Regions from separate parts of the Homo sapiens genome. Here region 1 is linked to region 2. A link is a loop called in an ENCODE intact Hi-C map of the cell type or tissue named here. Cell type or tissue: Caco-2. All regions are shown on one strand. Links, peaks and the distances in the headings refer to the core of each region. The heading gives the core; the rest is flanking DNA. Region 1 overlaps LOC124903142 (a long non-coding RNA gene). Region 2 has its middle 170 kb from the start of USP12-AS1.

Region 1 (5,376 bases), core at 75-5,074, 1.6 Mb before region 2:
ATCTTACTTGACCTTTGCACTGGATTTACCTAACTACTTCCTCACTTTCCTCCTGGCTTCCGAAGCTCCACTGCTCTGTCTCCTTCCTCTTTGGCTGTTCTTTTTCAGAACCTGTTGCAGGCTTCTCTCTGCCTCCCCCTGCATGGATGCACAACTCTAAAGGTTGGCTTTCCAGGGCTGGCTCTAGCCTCTCTTCTCCCCTCTATGCTCTCTTCTGGGTGACAGCATCCTTTCTAATGAGGATGCCATTTCTATGCTAAGGATCTCCAAAAGGACACCCAATCCTCTCCAATCCCCCGACTTCTCCATCCAGCTTCCTATAGGACAAATCCACTTGGAGGCATGCTTTGCTTTATTTTTTAAAAATTAATATATCATAGTTGTACAAATTTGGCAGGTACATGTGATATTTTGATACATGTACACAATGTGTGTGATCGAAACAGGCAACTGCCATATCCATCACCTCAAACATTTATTTTTTCTTTGTGTTGGGAACATTACAAATCTCCTCTCACAGCCATTTTGAAATATACAATAAATGGTTGTTAACTCTAATTTTCCTACTGTACTATCAAATGCTAGGACTTATTCCTTTGACCTAACTATATTTTGGTGGCTGCTAGCCAACTTCTCTTCATCCACCCCTTCCCTTCCCTGCCTCTGGTACCCACCATTCTGCTCTCTACCTCCCTGAGGTCCACTTTCTGGCATGGTTTGCTTTAAATGTAAAATGTCCAAAGTGGAGCCCTTGATTCCCTCACCATCTGGCAAACCAGTTCCTCTCTAGCCCCAGCAATCCCATCTCACTCACTGGTGACACCATTCAGCCATCTACGGGAGCCAGAATTGGGGGTACACTGTGATTCCTGCCTCGTTCTTGCCTCCACATCCAATGTCTCGGTAGGGCCTGTCATTTCCACGCCCTGGGTATGCTTGCATCTCAGCTCCCTCCTTTTCCCCCACGGCTGCGCATCATCTCAGCCGCCCTCAGCTCGCCTGTCTCTCGCAACGGCCTCCTTACTGGTCTAGATTCCACTGCTGCCTCCACTTCATATATTTACCACGAAACAACCAGAGTCAACTCTTGCAAAAGAAAATGCCGGAAATTAAAGTCACTTTTAACAACATTAAGGATACACCAAAAAGTAATTATTTCACTATTGAAATTGCCAATTTGTAAAGCTATAGATAAAACTATCAGTAAAACCGTTTTTAAAATTACATAGAAATGAACGAATTTATTTCAGGTAAGAAAGTATAACAGAAAAATATTTCCCATTTGATGGAAATTAATCTTTTAAGTGTATAGAATTTACATAGGTACCATTTAATCCCCTTTCACTTAAAGAAATGATTTCCATTACCTTCACTTAAGCCTTGAAATTGTAGCTGCCATTTTTAAAACAGCAATAGACGCAAGCAGAATTTTACAATTCAAGTCTTAACAAAATTTTTGCAAATGATCACCAAGGCCTTCCCCATAGTAGCTATGGCAATAAAACTTCTGAATGTAAGATCTGCCTGAAATGATCTAATCAAAAAATTACCAACAAGAATTCATCCTTTGCTGTGGCATAAAAAGAAAATTAAAACGTTACACTTACATGCCTGTGGACTTTTGTAAATCTACTTTTAAAAATAAATCAGCCAGGCATGGTGGCTCACACCTGTAATCCCAGCACCTTGGGAGGCCAAGGCAGGTGGATCACCTGAGGTCAGGTGTTCAAGACTAGGCTGGTCAACATGGTGAAACCCTGTCTCTACTAAAAATACAAAAATTAACCAGATGTGGTGGTGCATACCTGAAGCCCAGCTACTCTGGAGGCTGAGGCAGGAGAATCGCTTGAACCTGGGAGGTGGAGGTTGCAGTGAGCTGAGATTGTGCCACTGCACTCCAGCCTGGGCGACAGAGCAAGACTCTTGTCTCAAAAAAAAAAAAATAATAATAATAATCAGCTATTCCCCTTAACCCTTCCTATACATTCTGGAAATTAAAATGGCTTTTAACAATTTCAAAGATACATGGGAAAGTCATTGTTTAATCTTTGAAATAGTCAATAACTTTTCTTTTGAATTCACAGTTTATCTATTAACACAAAAGCCTCCTGAGTCAGACAATCTGTTTTAAAAAACAGAAAACAGATCGTCTTATTACACGGCCTAAAAACCTCCCATCACACCTTGGATGAGACCCATATGCTTTCCTACAAGGTTCTGCATGATCTAATTTTTCTTTGTCAACTTCTTCTCATCCTTCTTTCCTTCTAACTTTATTATTTATTATTATTATTTAGCACCAGGTCCATTGACACATCTCTGTAACTTTCTAAGCATCAGATACAGCAGCTTCCTCTTGGTCCCTGGAACACCCTCTATTTTTCTCGTTAATGGTGGGGTTAGTAGGGGGTTAGTAGAGTGGGAGGGAGTGAGGGGTTTTGCTTGATTTTTGTTTTTGCCTCAGGGCCTTTGCACAAGCTCTTCTCTCTGTCCAAAGACACACTCCCTTACACTTTCTGCTGACTTCATCTTATCTTTCAGGGCTTATCTCAAATACCATCTTCCTAGAATAGCCCAGCAGGAAAAGGGCCTGATAGAGCAATGATGGGTAGATTAGTAAACAGCACGTCAGCTCTCTCTAAAGTAAGTAAATACGTCTCTTATATTTACTGTCTGTCTGGTAGAGCAGCACTTCTTTGTATCTGTTGTTTATTCATCAGTACTTTGAGGTTAGGGATTAGCAGTCAGGATAGCACTATGCAGTGAACATTTATAACAATTAGCATGCTTACTATGTTCCAGGAATTGTGCCTTATGATCCAGCCCTTACCCACCTGCTCAAGCACAGTGGCTTCACCTGGATAATCCTCACAGTAACTTGAGAAGTCAACATTGTTATCTCCATTTTACAGGTAATAAAACAGAATGCGAAGTAGCTTGTCCAAAGTCCCAGGATAGCAAGTAACAGAGCTGGGAATGCAGGCAGTCCAAGCTCAGAATCTACTTCCTGAAGCACTAAATAGACTCCAGTGCACCCAAAGTCCTTATTAGGTCCTAGGATACAAAATAAAAATAGACAGTTGCCGAGCTCAAGGAATTTTAGGTTACAGGAAAGACAATGCAGATGAACAATTATAGTAGAATGATAACTGCTCTGGTGGTGGAATGAACAACGTGCAGTTAGAACTCAGAGAAAGGGCCAGGTGCGGTGGCTCACGCCTGTAATCCCAGCACTTTGGGAGGCCAAGGCGGGTGGATCACCTGAGGTCAGGAGTTTGGGACCAGCCTGGGGAACATGGTGAAACCCCATCTATATTAAAAATACAAAAATTAGCTGGGCATGGTGGCGGGCGCCTGTAATCCCAGCTACTTGGGAGGCTGAGGCAGGAAAATCGCTTGAACCTGGGAGGCAGAGGTTGCAGTGAGCCAAGATCATGCCACTGCATTCCAGCCTGGGCAACAGAGTGAGACTCTGTCTCAAAAAAAAAAAAAAAAAAAAAGAACTCAGAGAAAGGATTCCTGAAGTCAGCCCTCAGGTGAAATGACCCTGTAAATCTCTGACTTGGAGGGTGAGTGGGAGATTGCCAGGTGTCAATGGGGAGACAACAATGGGGAAAGAGAAGGGGACCAGCATATTCAGAAGGTAGGAAGTTTAGGGAACTGAAGTAGGTCCATGTTTTCAAGAGCTTAAAGTATATTATAGGAGAGCAGTAGAGATGCACCAAAAGGCAGGTAAGGGCTAGATCATAAGGACCTCTGTCATGCAATGGATGGTTGGGTTTCACCTGTGGATGATGGGGAGCCAAAGAATCACTTGCAGGGTAAGGCTCTGATCTGACTGGAACTAATAGAAAAACGAATGGCTGTAATAGAAATCTGGAAGACAAGAGGAAGGTGATATGGTTTGGCAGTGTCCCCACCCAAATCTCATCTTGAATTCCCATGTGTTGTGGGAGGGAACTGGTGGGAGGTAATTGAATCATGGGGGCAGGTCTTTCCTGTGCTGTTCTCATGAGAGAAAATAAGTCTCACGAGATCTGATGGTACTATAAGGGGGAGTTTCCCTGCCCAATCTCTCTTTGCCTGCCGCCATCCATGTGACTTGCTCCTCCTTGTCTTCCATCATGATCGTGAGGCCTCCCTAGCCATGTGGAACTATAGGTCATTAAACCTCTTTCTTTTGCAAATTGCCCGGTCTCAGGTATGTCTTTATCAGCAGCATTAAAACGGACTAATACAGAAGGGTTGTCTCCAGGGGCTCATTTTCACTGAGTGTTGAAAACAAAGCTATAACCCATCCTCTACCAACTCTAACATTTACTGACAGAATTTCATACTTTTTCACTGGTTTAACTGATCACATGATATTGTTAACTCAGCTTCCCCAGGGAGCTGCCTCATTGGCGTTGGGTTGGTCATCACTTGGCTGAGCACCTAGGGGCCAGAAATCATTGCCAGAGAAGCTCTCAGGAGTTGGCCTGGCTTGGCAGTGTTTGGCTGACCTTTCCATCCTCTGCTCTCCCACACTGGTGAATGTTGGTCATGGCCTGTGTCTTAGGTCAAGTTTCCTAGAAGCTGAGCTGAGCAGGAGATTCTTGTACAAGTGGTATTTTGGGAGCACACTCTCATAAGGGACCTGAAGGGAGAAGAGAGAAGTAGGAAATAGAAGCAGAGCAGCTAAGAAAAGATGCCATGTCTTAGTCAACTTGAGCTGCTACAACAAATTACCACAGACTGAGGACTCACACAATACACATTTATTTCTCACAGTGTTGGAAGCTGGAAGTTCAAGATCAGAGTGCCAGCATAGGCAGGCTCTGGTGAGGGCTCTCTTCCTGGCTTGCAGACTGCCACCTTCTTGCTGTGTCCTTACATGGAGAAAAGGGAGCAAGCTAGTTCTCTGGCCTCTTCCTATAAGGGCACTAATCCCATTAACAGGGGATCCACCTTTATGACCCAATTACCTCCCTAATACCATCATCACATTGGGATTAGAGCTTCAACATATTAATTTTGGGAGGGCACAAGCATTCAGTCTGTTGCATGTGGTTTCAGCTGGAGTCCAGCCTCAGCTTGATCCCGCAGTTGCTCTGGAACATAAATGGCACCACCACAGAGTTTTTTCCTCTTGGAAGATAGGTGTCTGGGCTTTTGTATCCCTGTATCCATCAGTCATTGGTAGAGGGTGCCTTGATGGGATTGAAAAGGAGGGACAGGAAATCTCGCAGACATTGAGGTGGCTCCCGTCTGTGTGGGATGTAGTTGGGAGCTGGCAGCCATTGACACTGAACAGCTGGGCTTTGGTGCATCCCCCGGTAAGAGAGATCTGGGTGTAGAACAAAAGGTTAAAGATCATCTTAGGGGAGAATTTCTCAC
Region 2 (5,376 bases), core at 222-5,221:
TGCACAAATAGTGACAATCCGGGGCTTAGAAACACACCCCGTCTCCCAGCTCCAGGCATGGCTGGGGCCCAGGGCTCCATCTTCTAACTCTGTGTGGGAAGGTGAAAGCACACCCTCGTTCCGTAAACGCTTCCCAGGGGTGCTGTGGGGTTGTCACAGGGACTGAAGGACCAGCTTTGGACTGGATCAGGCTTGGAAAGCTTTAGAGAGAAGATACCCGGAAAAAGAAGTATTTTGGAAAAAGAAAAGGAAAAATAGAACCAGAGAGCCAACAGCCAAGCTGGGGTCTCTGGGCTACAGACTCCAAGCCAGACTTTCTTCACTGAGACACTCAATGTCTGGAGAGAGGCTGAAGCCAGAGCTTCCGCCAAGGGTGGTGCAAGGGAGGCCTGCCCTCCAGCCTAGATGATCAAAGCATGTGTGGCCATAGGCGACATCCACATCAAGAAAGGAGGTCTTTTCCTAGAGCTACCAAATCACCATATGGGCTCGAGGCGGCCCTGTAGGCTGAGCCAGTCCCAGAACCTCCAAGTGACATTGGCCCTGGGGAGGTCCTAGGGGCTGAGAGGGAGGCACCACTGCAGGCTCCTTCCTCCAGAACCAGCAAAGGTCTCTGAGGACAGCCCCTCAGTCCCAGAGGGAACGTCTGTTTGAAAACTGCATTTTTGCCTTAGGGCGCACTATGGTCTTAGTACCAAGTAACTCAAGTCAGGAAGCATCAATGATTTTGACACTGTTTTCCAGATAGAGAAAGTCTAAACTGAACACCGTCAAGCGGTATTAGGGAAAATGGACAGGGCTGACAGCAAAAGGTTAGTGGATTAGAAAGAAATAGAGTGACTTCTGTGAAGGCACTGGTTCTTTTCAGGTGTACTGGGCTCAAAGCCATAATATTGGCCCTAAGATCCCCTCTATGTGGCTGCCTAGCTGGCTGGAGACAGTCCAAGGGCAACTGGTCCAGCTGCTCCTTTATCCTATCCCTTGGAAAGTGTAGCAGGCTTTTTCCTATGAGGTCCTCTGGAAAACGGTCTCTTTGCAAGAGAAGCCCACACAGGTTGCTAGAAGCAGGTGAGTCGGGTGGCCCGGGGTCAGGGTGGTCCAGCACCCTTTCCTGTGGAAGAGCATCAAAGGCCCCCAGCCCTGTCCTTGGCCAAGGCAGCAGGCCATCAGGAGGGAGCCTGCTCACGCCCCACGCTCCCCGCTACTCATGGTCAGGTCCATGTTGTAGAAGGCCATGAAGGGGACTTTTATGACCCATAGAATTGTTTCCGAAACATTATCAGCTCTGATTATTGGCTACAAATTTTCATCTGAAATCAGAGAGTCATAGGCTTTTACAGTGCAGTAAAATGCATATTAGCTGGTTCTGGAGTTGTCTCACCTCCCATTTACTCCACCGTTTTATCAATATTGCCATAATTTGACACTTGCCAATAGAGGAAGATTGTAAAGTGTCCATAGATCCTGTAAACCGTACTAAATAGAGATTAGGATTACTACTAAGTTTAAACTCTAGTAAAAGATAATTAAGTTGATGGATGTGGCTGTAAATCTCCCTTTTATCAAGTGCTTGCTCTCACACGAGCAGCGTCTGGCCTTATTACCTTACAGCATCATTAATGCCCCGCAGTATCTGAGCCTTCAGTGGATGCTGAGTGAGGAGACAATGAGATGTGCCACTGGGCCAAAGAAATCTGTGTGGGAGGCCCCCCTCCCTTCCCTTCTCCTTAAGGCAGGGCACAGCCAGGGTGGGAGTCTGCATGCTGGGACCACCTGGTGCCCAGGGGCAGGAACAGGGACAGGTAGCCCCAGGACTGCATTCCCAGCCCATCACCCATTCTGGTCCCCAGATCTCTCTAGGTCCGGGGCCCTGGGTGCCTAAAGGCTGCTGTTTCTGGTGCTGTGGAAACCAACCCTTTTTTCTAGATGCCCTGGTGGGGCCTTTGCTTTCTGCAGACAGTCGCACCTGTTGTCCAATCATGCTGCTTCTGGAGAAAATATAACTGCCAAACCACAATTCAGCTGATTCACCTCAAGCACTGACGTGTTTCTAAAAGATGGCTGTGCTCGGTGCCACACTGCAAGGGGGCACCCTGGGTGGTAGCCTGTATCTGAGCAGCTCCATCCCAGCAAAATGACTCGCTTCACACACGAGGATCTACAGGGCCCTTGTCCGCCTTTGACCAAGGTGGGAGTTGGCACGAGGGCTGAGCAGAGAGGGTTGGCCCTTGGACAGTGGGGCCATGGCACCTCCTCTGTGAAGATGCACCTCTGGGGCTGCTGTGCTAAGGAATAGCCAGCGCGGTGTCCTTGTCCCCACTCCACCCTTCCCACGTGTCCACAGTTGATCCGAGCCTCTGTCAATGGCAAAACCAAACAGAGCCAAGGTGAGCTGCCTTAGGCCTGGAATGGACTCCTAGTGAGGGGCAGACTCCAGAACATTGAGTCCATGTGTTTGCCAAAAGCTGGCTCATTCTCCATCTGGCCCCTTCTCTCCAGGGCCACGGGGAAGCATGGACATTCTGCTTGTTGCCGATCCATTTCCCCTGCATGGCGGTGCTGACAACCAGATCCCAGGTCCCAGGGCAGGGAGGAGATGGTAGCAGCAGGGGTGTCGTGGGCTGGTTCAGGACTGGTCTGTGCCACTGGGACTCTAGGTCCTAACTCAGTGTCAGGTGGAGGCTTTTTTGGGCTCTAGTCTTTGCAGACACCCCGAAGGCCCTATCTGGCTTCAACAACGGGTTTACTCAGATAACATCAACCCCTTTTGAATTCCGGTTGACCAGCAACCCATTATTTATGGGATGGAGGGCCTGGAAGCCAATGGCCTCCGGAGCACCAGCTCCTGACCTTGGCTGTGATCTTGGATGGGGCCTCTGGGTAACTGGGCTCAGGGCGTTCGGGCTGGCCAAGTTCTCAGGCCATTGGGTGAGCTGTGCTCTTTGGCTGGCCTTGACTATAGAAACTGGAACTTGGAGAACAAGGAAATAGGCCTACAGCAGAGTCATCTGGGAGAGACTGGATTTAGCTACAGCAGATAAACACACTTTTTTTTCTTTTTATTGCCCAAAGCTAAGCGATATGTACCTTGGTTGGAATTAGCAGGCTGAAAGTTCAAGAGATAAGCAGCTTCTGTTGGCGTGAGTGATCAGACTCATGGGGGCTTATTCAAGAGGCCCTGCCTTGGGCCTTGTCACCTTTGGAACATTTAGACCGCTGGGCTGGCACGGGGCTGGTCGCCCCTGCCTGTTTCACAATCCCTAGCAACAGGGAGCATGAGCAGGAGCTGGCACAACCTGTCACCTGGGCTTCACCTGTGTGTGCCGTGGTGCTGCGGTCTTTATTCCCGATTCGAGTTCTGCAGGGCCACTAGAGGCAGAGATGGCAAAGATTTAGGGTCCTGGGCCAGGCCTTCCTGGAACCCACAGCCTGGCAGCAGGAAACCCCAGGTGGAGCTTAGCAGCAGATGTGCACATCGGCCTCTCTGCACCTGGCCACGGGAGAAAAGTAGCCTCTGCTGAAACCAAGTTATTTGAACATTTGCAGTTGGCTGGTGTGCTTGTTAAAAGTGTGTTTTGGCTGAGCGCAGTGGTTCCTGTCGGTAATCCCAGCACTTTGGGAAGCTGAGGTGGGCGAATCATGAGGTCAAGAGATCGAGACCATCCTGGCCAACATGGTGAAACTCCTCTCTACTAAAAACACAAACATTAGCTGGGCATGGTGGCACACGCCTGTAGTCCCAGCTACTCGGGAGCCTGAAGCAGAAGGATCGCTTGAACCCGGGAGGCGGAGTTTGCACTGAGCCGAGATCGCGCCACTGCGCTCCAGCCTCGTGACAGAGCGAGACTCTGTCTCAACAACAACAACAACAACAAAGTGTGTTTCCTGGGGCCCTTCCGCAGGCCTCCCCAGTCAGGGAGTGTGCAGCAGCGTTCACGCGCTCAGATTGGGGAACTACTGGCTGGGCCCCTGATACCTGACCCTGTGTGTGAAAACCAAGAGCCCTAAGTCTCAAATGTGAAAAGTCACACTTTCTCTGGTTCAGTGTCTCCTTACTTCCTACCTCATTCTAGAAGTGCTTATTAAACACCTGGGTGCTAAGCTCCCTCCTGGGCTCCCAGGACGTAACTGAATCACGTATCAAGTACTAAAGTCCTTGCCCTCCCGGGACGCCAGGAGGTGGAGGATGCAGGCAGGTGGGCCCTCTGTGCTGAATAGAGGGACACAGGTGACCCAGAGCCTTCTCGGGGCTGGCAGAAGCTCTAACTCAGCCTCGAGCCCTCCCCTTCCGTGGTGGAGTGTGTGCGTGTGTGTGCTGTGGGGTGGGGTCAGGGCAGTGCGTACTCACAGATCCACTGCCCTGGCTCCCAGACCCCATAACACTTTTGAGCTCCCGGCCTCCTGCCCTGGTGAGTTGTCATTTCAGAACATTCCACCCATGAAGGATTTAGCATCTGACAAAACATGTTTTTCACTTGCAGGATATTTTTTGGCTCAATGAATATATGGCATATTTGCTAACGGGTTCCTTAAAAGTGTCATCCTTGATCTTTTTCCAGGTGGGAGGAGGGGAGTAAGAAAGAGTAAAGAAAAAAAGAAAGAAAAGGAAAACAACAACAACGACAACAAATAAAAGCTCGGGTGCTCTAACCCAAGTAAAACCTAAACACAAGAGGGCTGAGGCTGACTGTAAAATGCTCTCAATCGCTTAAGCTAATAAACCCAACTATCTTGAAGAGTAAACACCATATTGTTTTGCCAACTATTAGATTTTTACTACTCTCCAATAAAGCGAGCACTTTATTCCTTTCAAATAATATTCCATTCATTGTTTCCTAAAGATTAGCAATTGAAAGAGATGTCAACAATTTTCACTCTTTAAATTAAGTATAATAGGCTTTTATAGCACAGTATAAAGATATCGAAGGGAAAGGCCGCAATCAGAGCAGCTCGATGTTGCTTTTATCTATCAATACAGCCCCAATTTGACACTTGGGAGCAGAGGAAGCTTGTAAAGGGCCCACGGACCCCATAAAGCTGGTAACACTTGGATTAGTCTGACAGCTCACTTTCTGCACAGTAAAGTGATCATTTAATTAACTAATGGGGTTGTAAGCATGAAGGTTTATCTAATTAGCTCTCTTTCCCTTTGCCTCCTGGTCATTCTAGCTCTCGGTGTTTACATATTAACGGTAGCCTGGGCTGGGACCTGCCCGGGAGAAGAGCATTTTGCACAGGCCTCCCCGGGTCTCTGATTCGGCTTCTGTTGGAGGTGCTTCTGCAGAGTTGTGACATCACTGTTCCCAGAGAAAAATAGGAAAGCTTCTATACCAGATAGTTTCACAGAGGCTGCAAACATCTGCTCCTCAGGGGCTT

What was found. Hi-C counts contacts between places; a loop is a spot of excess contacts. Peaks named below come from ENCODE experiments on the same cell type or tissue, not always from the same donor. Only the 100,000 strongest peaks of a DNase experiment are listed, where the experiment ranks them.
Region 1: a loop joins it to region 2, with 5 times the contacts of the local background. A loop is called at or near these places in 1 of 110 quality-filtered maps.

The regions. Positions count from the first base shown.
Region 1 is chr13:28,543,297-28,548,672 of GRCh38, reverse strand. LOC124903142 (a long non-coding RNA gene) reads right to left here. Exons shown (of 2, transcript XR_007063737.1): 2 at 4,743-5,326. Among named protein-coding and RNA genes, the nearest start is that of FLT1, 51 kb to the right of the region's middle. In Caco-2, for the core only: a CTCF peak has its summit at 3,018; a DNase peak (open chromatin) is centred at 2,852.
Region 2 is chr13:26,949,603-26,954,978 of GRCh38, reverse strand. No RefSeq gene overlaps it. Among named protein-coding and RNA genes, the nearest start is that of USP12-AS1, 170 kb to the left of the region's middle. In Caco-2, for the core only: no CTCF peak of the experiment used is centred there; DNase peaks (open chromatin) are centred at 3,218 and 4,248.